Regions from separate parts of the Homo sapiens genome. Here region 2 is linked to region 1. The links are chromatin loops, found by intact Hi-C in ENCODE. Cell type or tissue: heart left ventricle. All regions are shown on one strand. Links, peaks and the distances in the headings refer to the core of each region. The heading gives the core; the rest is flanking DNA.

The links. A loop is a pair of places that touch in the nucleus more often than their neighbours do. Peaks named below come from ENCODE experiments on the same cell type or tissue, not always from the same donor. Only the 100,000 strongest peaks of a DNase experiment are listed, where the experiment ranks them.
Region 2: a loop joins it to region 1, with 5 times the contacts of the local background. A loop is called at or near these places in 8 of 110 quality-filtered maps.

The regions. Positions count from the first base shown.
Region 1 is chr6:162,463,466-162,471,851 of GRCh38, reverse strand. All of the region lies in intron 1 of PRKN (parkin RBR E3 ubiquitin protein ligase), which reads left to right. Among named protein-coding and RNA genes, the nearest start is that of LNCR-SMAL, 230 kb to the right of the region's middle. RefSeq lists an enhancer at 4,096-4,597. In heart left ventricle, for the core only: no CTCF peak of the experiment used is centred there; a DNase peak (open chromatin) is centred at 4,032; H3K27ac peaks cover 2,986 bases.
Region 2 is chr6:162,182,975-162,191,360 of GRCh38, reverse strand. The region is part of intron 4 of PRKN (parkin RBR E3 ubiquitin protein ligase); the gene reads left to right. Among named protein-coding and RNA genes, the nearest start is that of LNCR-SMAL, 48 kb to the left of the region's middle. In heart left ventricle, for the core only: no CTCF peak of the experiment used is centred there; no DNase peak of the experiment used is centred there; H3K27ac peaks cover 3,865 bases.

The DNA.
Region 1 (8,386 bases), core at 1,898-5,897:
AGACTAGTGTTCTAATAATTTTAGTACTAGAATAAAATGAAAAGCTACAAAAGTACTACCAGATTTGGGATAACATATGTCTAAATCTGTATTAGTACATATGCATAGATTATTCTGTGAAAGTAACAGAAGTAGATACATCCTTTAGTTTTTGCACTTCTGTATAATTTATGAATTCTAATAATGAACACTTATAATGTTTACTGTGGAAAGTTTTAATGTGTAAAAACTCAGAAAACATATCTAATAGTTTAGTAAATGGCAAAATATATTTTATTAATAATTGCAGTATAAGCAATTAATTGTAAATTGTTTTGCAGTGGTGAGGAGTGGAAGCCACAGGTTAGAAAGGAAAGGAGAACATATAGCGGGAATAAAGGCAAAAGGTCTACTGCAGTTATTGTAACAAATGGCTCTATCTATGATAACTTCCAGCTTAAAAATAAAGTGTGGAGGCGAGGTACAGTGGCTCACGCCTGTAATCCCAGCACTTTGGAAGGCTGAGGCAGGTGAATCACCTGAGGTCAGGAGTTCGAGACCAGCCTGGCCAACATGGTGAAAACCCATCTCTACTAAAAATACAAAAATTAGCCGGGAGCGGTGGCAGGTGACTGTAATCCCAGCTACTCAGGAGGCTGAGGCAGGAGAATCGCTTGAACCCGGGAGGTGGATGTTGCGGTGAGCCAAGATTGTGCCACTGCACTCCAGCCTGGGTGACAAGCAAAACTCTGTCAATAAATAAATAAATAAATAAAAATGAAAATAAATAAATAAATAAAAAATAGAGTGTGGGCTGGGCGTGGTGGGTCATGCCTGTAATCCCAGCACTTTGGGTAGCCGAGGCTGGCCGATCACCTAAGGTCAGGAGTTTGAGACCATTCTGGCCAACATGGTGAAACCGCCCCACCCCATCTCTACTAAAAATACAGAAATTAGGCATGGTGGCGCACACCTGTAATACCAGTTACTCAGGAGACTGAGGCAGGAGAATGACTTGAAACTGGGAGCTGGAGTTTGCAGTGAGCCGAGATTGCACCACTGCATTCCAGCCTGGGCCACAGAATGAGACTCCATCTCAAAAAAACAAATAAATAAAATTTAAAAATAAATAAACAAAATTAAAGTGTGAATGCCTCAGGTGTAGCTTTGCCTCAAACTAGCACCAAGTATCCTCTCAAACCCAAAGATTGGTGTTTTATGCTTGTGTTTCATTTTGTCCCAAACCATCTAGAATGTATGCTTCACAAGCATACTTTTTTTTGAGACAGAGTTTCGCAGTGTTGCCTAGGCTGGAGTGCAGTAATGCAATCTTGGCTCACTGCAACCTCCGCCTCCCGGGTTCAAGCGATTCTCCTGCCTCAGCTTCCCAAGTAGCGCCTGCCACCACGCCTGGCTAATTGTTGTACTAGTAGTGGAGGCGGGGTTTCACTGTGTTGGCCAGGCTGGTCTTGAACTCCTGACCTCGTGATCTGCCTGCCTCAGCCTCCCAAAATGCTGGGATTACTTTGCCTAAGTTAGCTGCTGTGTCCACGGTGCCTAAAACAGCGCCTAGCCATAGCAAGCATTGGTTGAGTGAATGAAAATGTATACTTCCTTATTTTTTAGTTCCCTTTTCATTATATCATAAAATGTCAAGGACATAGGGTCTAGAAATCTGCTGTCTATGCAGCGTTTAAGTCCTGAGTCTGATGTCTTTGTCCAGAGGATGTCCCAGTGGCCGTGGGAGACCTGTCATTGATAGAGAGCTGACTTCCTCACGAGATGCTTCACTTTCGCAGGACAGCACTGATAGTCAGGCCTTTTTATGGTGAATCAAAATCTGTCCTCATGTAGTTTCCTAGTCCTGTGCCCTAGGATCGTGTAAAACAGGTTTACTATTTCTTCTGCATACCTGCTCTTTGAATACTTATGGACAGTTAGCTCCCTCCTTCTCTACCATTCACCCACACTTTCTTTTTTTAAATTTTTTATTTCCATAGGTTTTTGGGGAACAGGTGATATTTGGCTACATGTGTAAGTTCTTTAGTAGCGATTTGTGAGATTTTGGTGAACCCATCATCCAAGCAGTATACACTGAACCCAATTTGTAGTCTTTTATCCCTCACCCCCTTCCCATCCTTTCCTGTTGAGTCCCCAGAGTCCACTGTGTCATTCTTAGGCCTTTGCATCTTCATGGCTTAGCTCCCACTTATGAGTGAGAACATACGATATTTGGTTTGCCATTCCTGAGTTACTTCACTTAGAAGAATCATCTCCATTCCCATCCAGGTTGCTGCAAATGCCATTAATTCATTCCTTTTAATGGCTGAGTAGTATGTGTATGTGTGTGTGTGTGTGTGTGTATACACACACACACACATACCACAGTTTCTTGATCCACTCATTGATTGATGGGCATTTGGGCTGGTTCCGCATTTTTGCAACCTGGAACTGTGCTGCTATAAACATGCATCTGCAAGTACCTTTTTGTAGAATGACTTCCTCTGTCACCCACCCCCCCCTGCAACCCCCCCACTTTCTTAACATTCCACAAATTCTTCATTAGTGTCAGTGTTTTAGCAACACCATTGGCTGTTGCAGCAAGGATCCTCGTGTCCATCTCGACCGCCTCCTCTGAACTTTTCTTATAGTGTGGTGCGTGCCTTCAAACACAGTAGTCTTAAGTGTGGTCTGAGCACAGGCTGATTACTTCCTTGTAAATACACCAGAAGGTGAAACTAGTTTCTGTGATCACTATATCACAATAGATTTTTATAGAGTACTGTAAATTAAAATCCCTAAGGAATGTTTATGAGTGGATACATTCCATATTTCCCCCATTTTGTAAATATGTAGTTGGTATTTTGGATTCATTGGTAGGACCTCATATCTGCACTAAATTTAATTTAAAGAATTCATTCCAGCCTTTGAGATACCTATCATCTCTTGGATCCTGATTTATTATTTCTTCTGTTTTTTCCCCTAAAATTCTCATATGATTTTGATAGAAGTACATTCTGTATATATCCATCCAATATATTAATTTAAAAATAATGTCAATGGTACAGGGCAGAGATCTGAAATGTTTTACGGGAAGACTTATGCACCCTTCTAGGTAAGAGACCACACTTAATTATTTTATTACTCTAGCCTCAAGCTCAGTACTTGGCTGGCCGGAGCTGCTCAAGAAATATTTGCTGCATTGAAAGAGCTGTTGAACATGCTTAAGCTGTCTTCATCTAACCACTCTCTAGTACCAAACCCATCAGCTGGGCTACCATCCAATCTGCATTCCTGCATGTTAAAGACAAGATATAATGAGAAACTTTGCCAAATGCCTTGGTGAAATGTGTGTGTCCTATATTTATGGGATTACCGAACAGTTTAGAAATGATATCCTCTGTTCTGTGCTTGCAAGCCAAATTGCCATATGCTCTTTCCAGCACTGGACAGACACTGAGTAAATGTCAATCAAATGAATTCATTTTTCTCTCAGTCCAGTTATTATATGCAAATATTAATGAACAAAGATCTTTCTGGGTGCCACTCAGGATACAATAAAAGATTTCAGTTTTCTCATTCACTTCAACATTTGTAGCATGTCTCTTCTGTGCCAGGCATTCTAATTAGTGAGACGAGGGATGCCACCCAAGTGAGGGAGAATGTTCTATTTATTGATTCGGTTGTTATATATGGAGCAATTTCCATGTTCCACGTATTTTATTAGTCCCTGTGAATATACAGAGGCAAAGTCCCTGTCCTGTCGGGGCTTACATTTAACAAAGAGTAAGTTAACAAAGTGGTGATAAGAACCACGGTAGCAGTAAACAAGGTGATGAGAGAGTAGTTAGGGAGGCTGCTTAATTAGGGTGGTCACAGGAAGACCTGTGCAGCTGGCATTTGAGATACTCTCTAGAGGCTGTGAATGAGTCATGGAAAGATAGGAGGCAAGAGTGCTCCAGGCAAAGGGAACAACAAGTACCAAGGTGTAAAATCCAGCAAGGGGTTGGCTTCTTCCAGACACAGCATAGCGGGAGCTCGGTGGGCGGCGTAGCGGGAGCGTGACAGGGGGTTGAGGCTGGAGGACAAGTGGGAGCCAGGCCGTGCAGCCCTGTAGGCTGCAGTAAGGAGTGTAGATTTTATCCTGTGAACAATAGAAGGCCATTGAGGCCTTTAAAGTAGGAAGTGACGTGAGTTTTTTCTTGTGTCAAGGGATTCCTCTGACTGCCTTTGGGAGTCCTGTTCTGAGAGTATTGCTCTGATTCAAAAGACAGATAATGGTCACGACAATGCAGATGGAGAGAGGTAGAGAAATCTAATAAATATTTTGGAGATAGAACCAAAGGCTCAATGATAGGGATAAAGGGATACACTGATGACGATCGCTAAATTTTTATCATGAGCTATTCATTCATGGTGCTGTTTCCTCATTCAGTGGAGGCTGGATGAGGAGCGGGTGGAGTGGGGGCAGTCACTGATGTTAAGTAATTTAGGAGAGCGCATGATAAGTGCTTGAATGAATACCTCCCATACTTCATCCATGTGGTATACTACACATTCATTCTTATTTATTGAGCAGCTAGTATGTGCCAGACATTGGGGATAGAGTAGTGAACAAAACGAATAAATCTTGATTTTCATGATGAATTGTGTTTGATATTGATGAAAGCTGTGGAGAAAAAGGAAGAAGGGAAAAAGGTTAGGGTGTGCCGAGTGAAAGGATTGATTACGTGTGATTTTTAAACAGCACTGTTGAGAGGCCTTCCATAAGAAGTCAACATTTTAGCAAAGACTCATAATACTAATAAATAAACGTAATAATAGAATCCAGGGAATCATAATAGTTGGGCTCAGTGTATTTTTCCTAACCAGATTTGTTAATTTTTTCGACCTATTTTTCTTTTAGAAGTTGGGGATAAAACTGGGAGATGACTTACCAGCTGCTTATTTATTGAAACGAGGTAACCAGTGTATATAATATATCCATAAACGTGCTCTTAGTTACCTTACTTAGCAGTGATGAATTACCCAAATCCACCTAGCCTTTAATAAATGGGTAGTGATTAAAAGAAAAAAAAAAGGAAAACAAAGAGCATAGTGGTATCTGTTTTATTCTTCAGTAGAAACAGATGCAACAATGGCACATTAAAAAAAAAGCAAAAGTGAAATGGATGTGGTGGCTCATGCCTGTAATTCCAGCACTTTGGGAGACCGATGCAGGAGGATCCTTTGAGCACAGGCATATGAGACCAGCCTGGGCAACATAGTGAGACTCCTGTCTCTAAAAAAAAAACAAGAATAAAAAAAATTGCCCTGTGTAGTGGCACATGCCTATTGTCCTGCTTACTCTTGAGGGTGAGGTGGGAGGATTACTTGAGCCTGGGAGGTCAAGGCTGCAGTGAGCCATGATGGCAACACTGCACTTCAGCCTGGGTGACAGAGCGATACCCTGCCCCACCTCCCTCCAAAAACAAGACTTGTCAGCATCTATTCAAAGTTAATAATATAATGCCTGGGAATAGATTAATATTAAATGTTAGCACACAAAGCCTATTCTGCAAATGATTGCTTCTGCCTCCTGAAGACAAGGCCAAGTACATTTCACTCCATAACACAGGTTGTAAGGAAAAAAAGAAAGGCAATGGAAAGTGTTATTTTCTTGAAGTAATTTATCACAGCTATTGCCTCCTCAATACATGCATAAACTTCCACATCATCAAAAAAGGTAGTAGCTGTTTCTGCAATCAATCCAGAAATAATAAGCTGGGCATGTTTCTTTATTAACTTCTGTTATAAACATAAAAATATATATCTGCAAGTATGTCAAGGAAAGAAAAATATTGGTGGTTCTGATATTTTCTTTCAACACTTTGTTATTTGGAGTTGTCGTCTTAAGAAATAACATGATAAAATATTGATATACAAAAATACATTAAGATATATTAGTCACCATATATTCAAGGATTGCAGATAGCATGAGAGTGTGAGATGTTCTTGAGATAACTTTGTTAAATTCTTAAATATCACAATATACCCTCCTGAATTTAATTTTAGAACATTTACAGGGGCAACTGAAACCTATCAAAGAATTTAGCCAGGATTATATAATTATCATATAATATATTTTCTAAATGTCCATGTCACTGTGTGTAGATCAAATCAGCATTCAGTTTCTTCCCTGCCATTGTCACTTGACATTATTTCTATAATTAAACTAACATTAACACTTCCTATTCTTTCTTGAAATTGCTAAAGAAATTACATTTGGCTAAGTAATACCTCCAGAAAAGAATTATTTTGCATTTTGATGTCTTTGGAACAGCTAGATCATTTGTTTAATCTGCTTCTTCTGACATCCTATTAGAATTTCATTTCTTTGATCAACATTTTCACTGACACTATTTATGTCTAACATGAAAACACCACAGTATATTGCAGCTTGAAAAATAGTGTTCTCTCTATTAAGTGTTGTGCATCTCTCATAAGAAGAGAAAATTTGGTAAAGCTGAAAGTTTATTCTGTAGGTGGCCACAAACTGAGGTTCTAAAATTGAAGGAAAATAAAGGGTAATATTATAAACAGCAACAAAAGTCAGATGTTAAATATAGTGGTGTAATATAAGAACTAGTTGAGAGATAAGCTAACCGCCTTCCTAGAGTTGCATGCAAGCTTGGACAGAGTTGATTTCACCACTTCACTGGTTTTTCTTTAAAATGTTCATAGAAGTGATGCTTGGTAAGACTGGTTAATTGGGAACGAGCTTAAATGTTGACATGATTGTTGAAGTTTTCATAAGCTCAGGGAGTTTTAGGTAAACATTCTGTCTGCTGGGTGAGGTGTTGCAGAATAGGGATATGTTACATAGATGCTTGCCCTGAGCACATCACAGCCATGAGATCGCCATGGCTGTTGATTTTCTTAAAGTGTTTTTAGTGGAGGAGCAAATGCATTAATATTTATTAAGAAGGAGGAGGGGGGGCTCTTAAAACTTGTATTTATACACAAATTTCTTTCTTTTTCTTTTTTTCTTCTTCTTTTTTTTTTGAGACGGAATCTCACTCTGTTGCCCAGGCTGGAGTGCAGTGGCGCGATCTCGGCTCACTGCAAGCTCCGCCTTCTGGGTTCACGCCATTCTCCTGCCTCAGCCTCCTGAATAGCTGGGACTACAGGCGCCCGCCACCACGCCTGGCTAATTTTTTTTTTTTTTTTTTTTGTATTTTTAGTAGAGATGGGTTATCACTGTGTTAGCCAGGATGGTCTTGATCTCCTGACCTCGTGATCCACACGCCTCGGCCTCCCAAAGTGCTAGGATTACAGGCATGAGCCACTGCGCCCGGCCATTTGTAGACAAATTTCTAATGAAATAGAATGTGACTTTGAAAGTTTGCTCCATTACATATTAGTGCTATATTTTAGGAAAACTTTAGAATTTTTAAAATCAAAGTTCAATTTTTCCTTAAGAAAATAAAAGTTATCATAAATGATTAAAACCTTAGAAAAGTGAATGAAATCTTTATCACTTAATTACAGGGCAGTGGCAAAGTTCATTTATTTAATTTTCATATGTTGACATCTATTTTTGTGTAATAGCAGATCCCTGATTCCCATTTATAGAGATATAGTCAATTTTGATTAAAGAAAGACCTAAGTGTAAAAAAAATAGTAATCGCCTTTTAATCAGCATCTGCAAATTTAAGTGAAAAAGTAAACAATGATTGATTTCTTCTAAGCTGGCATATAAGGCATCAAGAATTGTTAGAATTTTTTGTTGAAAGTACTTGTTATGTATAAGCATTTACAAAGCTTAAACGTCACCTCATGATCTCATCTCAAAAAAAGGTCAGGGCAGTCTTTGATTAAAATAAAATAAAGACTGGTATTTTGATTTCAGTTTAAGCTTTATTTTTATCTTTAAAATGTGCTTATTAAGTCCCCAAAAACAACAACAAAATAACAGCTTCAGAGAGTAAGAATGTAATGCCTAAGTCAAGGAAATGATAGACAGTGTCAGGAACTGTGAAGTATCTGAGACTTTATCCCTCTTGCAGGCTGCTCACAGTTTCATGGATGCCAATCTTGAACTCGAGATGCCTTTGTGAGAAATCATATACAGTCACTCAGCTGGTGCCCAATCTAATTAACAGCACACACTTGTGAACCAAACATTGGCCCCAAGACATGAGATTCCTGGGTCAGGGAGCTGGATAGTTTATTACTTGCCCCATAGCAGTAGTCACATTGTCAACATCTCCAGGCCCCAGTTTCCACAGGGCAATGTGAAGTGACACCTGCACACACAGCAGGATGTGTTAAAAGGAGAGGAACCCGGAGCTCAGGGAACCCGAATCTTTTATGACAGACAGGAAGCACTTCTGCCCTTTGATCCAGAGGAAGACACTACCTTTGT
Region 2 (8,386 bases), core at 1,624-5,623, 280 kb after region 1:
CATATGGCCAGTGATAGTAACGAAGCATGTTGAAAAGCAAGTGTTTGCCACATGGAAACAGAATTGCCATGATTGGCTTAGACCAGTCCTATTTTATCCCCTAGTCTGGGCCCATTCCATCTCCAAAAAAAATCGGATTCCTATGAGCAAGGACAGAGGGTGAGAAGCACGTTGGGTTGGCAATGATCAGCGACTATCACATTTGTAAATGCATCACCGTTTTAGCCCACTTTCCTGAACTCATCAGTTTCTTTCCTGCGTGGAAACCCTGCTGTTCTATGCCCTATTTGTATCACTTTGCCTGTACTAGACTTGGCTAGCCTTGAAACTGTTTTTGTGTGTGAAATGCTACTTTTCTCCAGTGCCTGTTTCTACACATAGATGTACCTTCCTGAGTCTCTGCAGAGTGAAACTGACATATTATCCGTTTGAGCACTGAGGAGCTTTATCAAGACTTGTGGAAGTAAAAACTACATCTGTAGGGCAGTGGGTTAATTTATGTGCTTAAGAAGCGAATGGCTCAAAAATCTCACTGGGGAAACATAAATAGAATTTAGTAGCCTTTTCTTCCTACATAGTAGATCCTTTGTTGATGCTTTATAAGAAACAAATATCTTATCTTACAGTGATAAAATGTGCGGGGCAGGGGAGTCTCCCTGAAAATACTGCTTCAGAATGAGGCAAGCCAGTACAGACCAGTACTGTGATATGAGTTTGCATTATGAATGTATGCGTGCATGCTCTTCCATCTGGGAATATCCAGCTACCTGCGTAAATGCATCAGTAAAGCCGGGTGGGAAACGGAGAGGTTAATTGACTTTACTTGGGTCACCCGGCGAGAAAGAAACCAAACTGAGAGTTTAATCTGGGGAACTTGAGCTCAGATTCTTGCTGAAAGCACTCACATTGAGTCACATTAGTTTTCTTATAAGGTTGAGGGAGAGTTGACACTTACTCTGCAGGCTTTCCCTGAAAAGAGTAAAATTCACTGGACTCTGTTTTCTAAAGTGGGGATTAAGATTCTAGAACTGGATTAGAAGTGAAACATGGAGTTTTCCCTTGCTGAAAAGAAAATGGAAGAGTATTGCGTACTGGGAAAAAGGAAATTATGAAAATTAAAAGGGAAATGCTCATAGAATATGATTTGTAAAGTGACTAGTTAGCCAAGTGGGTTTGTTGTAGGGCACGATACTCACTGATGCCAGAGTCTATGGCATGCACTGGGCATGGTCCACTTGAATCTCTGAGTATGATTAAAACCCTTCAGTCATTTGTTGGTATGATTGAACTACGGGTTCTCCCACGGCTAGTTTCAAAGAATTATATTTCTGTCTAGTGTCAGAATGACCCTATTTTTTTTAATGTGTTATGAATCTTCAGTTGTGCATACAGAATTTCATATTAATTTAGAATGCCATGCTAATAAGCGTACACTCAGAGATGGCCATAATTTAAAGCTAGCAGTAGTATCTCATGGAGAAATGAACTCTACTCCTCCCATAATGTGCTACAAACAAATGAGAACCATGCTCTTTGTCTTTGTCTCTGAATAGGATATTTTTATTTAAAGTACTTTAGGTAAAGGTCAGTATAAACCAATATGACATAATATGTCTATTGTTCAATGTTATCATAAAAATATAAACTTTGCATAAACAGAGTTCATGAAATAAATGGAGTATGACCAAAAAATTAAGTCTTGATTATTTGGGTCCCCCTGTTCTGGGCTCCCTTATTAGATTCATTTCCTTGGGGCAGGGACCATACTTTGGTGCTTAGCATAGTGCCTGCCACATAGTAGATATTTTTATTCTTATTACTATTATTATTATTTGATGTTTAAGATGTTTCATGAAGTAAATTAATGGTAGGCCAAGGTATACAATGACTATGATAATGAATGATATAATAGTCATTGTATACCTTGGCCTATCCATAATCTTAGAATAGGAATCAACTTTGCAGTCATCTAATCTCAATTCCCTCCTATAGAAGATAATTAGAATAGGAATCAACTTTGCAGTTGTCTAGTCTCAATTCCCTCCGATATAAGATACTTAGAATAGGAATCAACTTTGCAGTTGTCTAATCTCAATTCCCTCCTATAGAAGATAATTAGAATAGGAATCAACTTTGCAGTTGTCTAATCTCAATTCCCTCCTATAGAATATAATTAGAATAGGAATCAACTTTGCAGTCATCTAATCTCAATTCCCTCCTATAGAAGATAATTAGAATAGGAATCAACTTTGCAGTCGTCTAATCTCAATTCCCTCCTATAGAAGGTAATTAGAGTAGGAATCAACTCTGCAGTCGTCTAATCTCAATTCCCTCCTATAGAAGATAATTAGAATAGGAATCAACTTTGCAGTCGTCTAATCTCAATTCCCTCCTATAGAAGATAATTACTCTTACATGCTTGCTTTGTAGTCATCTGACTTTGCTAGAGCACTTTGAGTAAAGGAATAATCATTGCTTTTCACAAAACTGTTTTCATTGTTAAAGAGCTTGAGAGAAAGTTATCTGACCTAAATGTTTCCACCCATTCTTCTAGTTTTGTTATTTAAAAAAAAAAAAAAAAACGAAATCTAAGGAATGTTCCACCTGTAGGCTCTTCAAATGTTTAAAGCAGCTACAATGATTTACTTCCTAGGGCTTTCCTTCTGTATTAAACTTACGATTCAAGCATTAAAAAGGGACAGAGTATTCTCCTGCCTCAAAGAAGTTTTCTTTTCAAAGAACAGCGTTGGAGCCACGAAAGGTATGGCAAGACTATGAAAGAAGATCCTGAAATTAGAAGGTGAATGTGCTCTTAAGTAGGACCAGGAGATTGCTGTTGGGTTGTGGATAGGGCCTATGTGGACATTGATCCAGTACTGACTGTAGAGAAGGAAAAGGCAGAGTGTACACAGGGCCTTCTTTGTGGAATGATGTTGGTGTTCAGGTTGGAGAATGAAGAGGCAGGGTTGGAAATGACAATTCAGAGCGAGCAGGTGTGGCAGCCACTGTGTCAGACACTGAGCTTATCACCAGGGTTGGTCATAGTGGGACGTGTTGAGCCACTGGAAATTTCATGCCTACTGGTGATTTTTGTAAAGCAGCTCCCGGTATATCTGTATGTCTGCTGATAAAGACATACCCGAGACTGAGCAATTTACAAAAGAAAGAGGTTTATTGGATTTACAGTTCCACACGGCTGGGGAGGCCTCACACTTCTGGTGGAAGGTGAGAGGCACGAAGGAGCAAGTCATGTCTTACATGGATGGTGGCAGGCAAAAAGAGAGTTTGCAGGGAACTCCTCTTTTTAAAATGATCAGATCTCATGAGACTCATTCACTATCATGAGAACAGTGCAGGAAAAACCCACCCCCATAGTTCAAGCACCTCTCACTGGGTTCCTCTTATGACGTGGGAATTGTGGGAGTTACAATTTAAGATGAGATTTGGGTGGGGACACAGCCAAACCATATTAATGTCCAAGACAAACCTTTTGTAGCTTCAACTGCACAACCCATCACGCTGTATCTGGTGGTGGTTCCTTTTACTGAGGATTCTTTTGTCTCCTCTAAAGGAGTTTCCATGTCCTCCTGGCAGATAGCATTTTTGTTGAGGCCATGGATGCTGCTGACACATTCTTTGGTAAATGTCATGTTATATTAATAGATTTTCTCCCAGGGCCAAATGGATAACTTTAAGTTTCAATTACAGCTTTATTTCAGTACATAGTAGTGTCCAGTCTCTTGAAAACAACCAACTAAACAAATAAAAAGCTTGCCATGTACTCCTGCTGGGCCTGCATTAGGCTGGGCACTTGCTGGAGGGGTGGTGTATATTGGGGTGGGGGGCATCCTCCGTCCTTCCCCACCTTGAACTTGCTCCCCTGCACTGCCATTTTGCTCTCTTCTGTTTCTGATACCTCAGTGTTGAAGCACAATTTAGGAGCTTAGCAAGAGGGCACAGGAAAGTTCTCACTCAGCTGACACTGTCATGGGATATGTTTAAGCTGTCAAGTGTAGGAAGTGTGAAAAGCAAACTTTATCTCATTGGCTCCTGTACAAGTTGTTTAGAGGTCACCAGAGGAAATGTCTGCTTCACCTCCAAGCATATACTGATGTTCCTCCTCCGGTGATCACTTCTTTCTCAGCTGCTGGTTTTTCACTGTTATCCACCCCGATTTTCTCTGTTGGAGTCTCCTTGGTCTTCCAGGACATCTTGGGTAGAAACTAAAGTGGTTTCAGTGCAGCTCTTTTTCATTTTCCATTGGGCATTCTCATACATATTTTGTTTTAACAAACTCTGGGATCACAGACTAAACCCAATATAACTATACCAACAAAGTAGCTAGCCTTTAACATTATCAAGTGGGACTCGGGTCAGACCTGAACTCACTCTCTGTATTAGTCCTTTCTTGCCTTACTGTAAAGAAGTACCTGACACTGGGTAATTTTCAAAGAAAAGGAGTTTAATTGGCTGATGGTTCTCCAGCCTGTACAGGAAGCATAGTGGCTTATGCTTCTACAGAGACCTCAGGAAGCTTCCAGTCACCGCAGAAGGCAAAGGAGATGTGAGATGTTTTACCTGTCCAGAGTGAGGAGGAGGTGCTACGCACTTTTAAACAAACGGATCTTGTGAAAGCTCACTCACCATCCCAAGAACAGCACCAGAGGGATGGCGCTAAGCCACTCATGAGAAACTGCTCCCAGGATCCAACCACCTCCCACCATGCCCCACCTCCAACACTGGAGATTACAATTGAACATGAGATTTGGGTGGGGACACAGATCCAAATCATATCACTGTTTCTCCTTAACTCTAGAAGAGCCATATCAAGCTCTCTGAGTGGAGTCTTTCCATAGAAGCCCTTTTCTTCCACAAAGAAATCACCTTCAAACATTATCTCACCTTCAAACATTATCTCCACTCACTCCAACAAACCAATCTATAAATATGATGTTCATGAGATGTTTCAAAATAGCCCATGTTTGGAAGAAAAGGATGTACTTTCTGCTTGATTTGGCTTTGAGCCTAAAACTGCTAAAAAAAAAAAAAGTCTGTTAAAAAAATTATGTCAGTGATGTTTAGATTTGTAAATTCACATAGGCAATCAGCACCTCTTTTGGTTTATAGTATCTCTTGTATCTGGCTTTAATTGAAACCTCCAATTTAATATTCTATTACATAAGCTTTTCATGTAGAGCCTTTTACAGCTCAAAAAGTATTTTCACACACATTGTCTTTATTGATTTAATAACCATGTGAATTGGGTAAGGTTGGGAATCCTGTGACTATTTTACACCCAAGAAAACTATACAAGGTTCACAGAGAATAAGAGAATTACCAAAGGAACAGTGTGAGGTGGGCTCTCAAACCACATGTTTTGAAAAAAAAAATCTAAAGATTTTCTCCTTCTGCTACATAGCCTCTTCTCTTAACAGGGAGCTAAATATCTTTAGTTGGTACATCATTATTTTTAACACTACTTGCTCCGTAGAGTCCCTAAGGCATTTAAAATATTTTAAATGTGCAGGATCACTGTCATCCTTTTCTTCTAAGATGTTCTTATATTTTTCTTTGATTTATGTTTTGAAGGCTCCATCTTTGTTGAGGCCATGGATGCCGCTGACACATCCTTTGGTAAATGTCATGTTATAGATGTTCCAGCCATCTATTAAATTCCATCTCATGGTATCAGGATAAGAAGAGCTGAAAATTAGCTGAAATGTGGACCCTTCGTACCACAGAGCTGCTGTCATTTAGACTAAGCTGTTACTCACTAGTTTTTCCTGGAGGGAAAAAGATTTTGAAATCACTTATAATGAAGGACGCAGATAACACCGGAACCTCTTGACCTAAACTCTTGTCCTTCCTGTTGTTTTGTTTCCTTCGACAACATGAAAAACATTTAATAATGACTTTGATTACTTTATGTTTAATTTGGAGCAGGGTATTCAGCCGTAAGTTTTTGTTTCCTTTATTTGGAAACCTATGATTTTGAAGAAGGGGTGGCAGGAGAGTGAATTGGCACAAATGTTAGGTTCTATATATTACTCAAGTTTATCATTTAGTGGGGGGAAAAAGTAAGTTTACCTTGTACAGCTTGAAATTTAGTGGGCATTTATTTTCAAATGGCTATGCATTGTATTGAACTTGGAAAATTAAGATGAGTTTAGAAAAAATATCCATAACATTGGAAAATGTGCTGTGGAATACATAGTTTAGGTGAAATATGTACTAAATAATATCACAAATCTAGGAAAATGCCAGTATATATGTTCAGAAGCAGAGCCCAATACAAGTTTCATAACGATGCCACTTTTGTCTTTATTAGATGAGGCTTTCTTTGTTAAGATTAGTCAGAACAGAAGACCAAGGCAGTCAGGAGCACCCCCCCACCCTTATTTTAAGATTACAGTTTTGTGTATAAGAGTTTTGAAATAAATGCTTCATTTAGGAGACAGAAACTCGTATTGTTAAAAAGTGGAGAAAATTGGTTTACTTTAAGTTTCTCAAAGGTTTATATACCAAAACTTCTCAATATTGCCTGGCCTACTCCAAACATGCAGATTTCAGAATCTTTAAAGCACGTGTGAAATGTGCATCTTTAACTTCAGTGGGGATCAGCAAAAGGGAAGTCAAAGGAGGCTGGATGTATTAGTCCGTTCTCACGCTGCTATGAAGAAATACCGGAGACCGGGTCATAATAAAGAAAACAGGTTTGACTGACTCACAGTTCCGCATGGCTAGGGAGGTCTCAGGAAACTTACGATCATGGTGGAAGGGGAAGCAACATGTCCTTCTACACAGGGCAGCAAGAGAGAGAAGAAATGAGAACCGCACGAAGGGAGAAGCCCCTTATAAAACCATCAGATCTCATGAGAACTTAATCCCTATCATGAGACTAGCATGGGTGAAATCGCCCACATGATTCAGTTACCTCCCACCAGGTCCCTCCTGTGAAACATGGGGATTATGGGAACTAATAATTGGGTGGGGACACAGCCAAACCATATCAGCGGGGCAAGCCCAAATTTGTAAATGTTGGAAGTAATCAAGAGAAAGAGAGGACAGTGGATGTTTTTTACTTCACTAGACTCTGCCCTTTTGTGAAGCCTCCTATTATGCAATCAGTAATTTTTGCTTATTGAATATTGGATTTGATTGATTAAAAGGACAAATAAAGTACAAGATCCTGGATATGTACATTAATTAGCAAAAGTTGATACAGAGCTGTACTGTCCAATATGTCAGCCACTAGGCACATATGACTTTTTAAATTTTCATGAATTAAAATTAAAGAAAATTAAATAGTCAGATTATCAGCCACAGTGGCCACATTTCAAGGACTCACTGGGCAGTTGCAACTAGAGGCTGCTGCATTCATTGTAGTTTAGAGCATTCCTGTCAACAGAAAATTCTCTTAGATAGCACTAGTTCAGGGGATTCTCCCTGGGGCAGTCAGGTGCACCTGTTTGGATTTTTAGAACTAGTAAGTGTATTTTTCTAAAACTAGGAAGAAAGAGCTGGAAAAAAGTTACTTGGCTATTGCATAAATGGGGTGTATGGTAGGGATCGAGGGGCGGCATACTGCGGCAATTCAAGTGTTAGTAAAGTTTTATGGCTATTGAGCCCAAAGCTTAGAAATCAGACAGGCCTTGCCTTGGTCATGCAGTCAGCAGTGACAGATCAGATCTGGGACTAGGACCAAGGTTGTTAGTTTCCCAACTTATAGTTTTATCACCATATTGAATTCCTTCCAAGATGTATACTTTGGCATATAATTTTGGAACCACAAATCTTTGATTTTTATAAGACAGAGAGGCTTACAGTCTTTCCCTCCCCATACCAAGACAGGAGGGGAGGTGACTTTCTTACACAGAGAAACCTACTTCATAGGCTGCCATCTGTCAAGGACATCTCCTTCACCTTCTTATCCTCAGAGTGGGTCAGCAAGGAGACCCACCAGAAGATGATGATGGCAGGGAAACAGCTCCATGTGGCCTGTGTGAGTTCCCTGTCAGTAGCAGCTGTCTCTCAGATCCCTTTGGGCTGCAGCCTGGGTTCTGCAGCAGAAGAACTCCCAATGCCTTACATGTCTCCTTAGGACCTCATTTGTTCTCCATCCTCTTACATCTTCCCTATCTGAATAGCAGCCACCTTCCAATGCATGTGGTTCTCAATGTGAGAACACATTGGGCCTCCCGACATTTAAATGCTGAAGGTAGCACCGTGCTTCTGGACAGGAATTTATCTGCTTGAGACCACATGGTTATGGAAAATGTTATTTTGTCAATGAAATGCAAATATACATTAACCAAGTATCCTTACATTTATAGAAATTCTTTTTTATCATTATTTCTTCAAATCGGCAGAAAAGCACCAAAAAAAA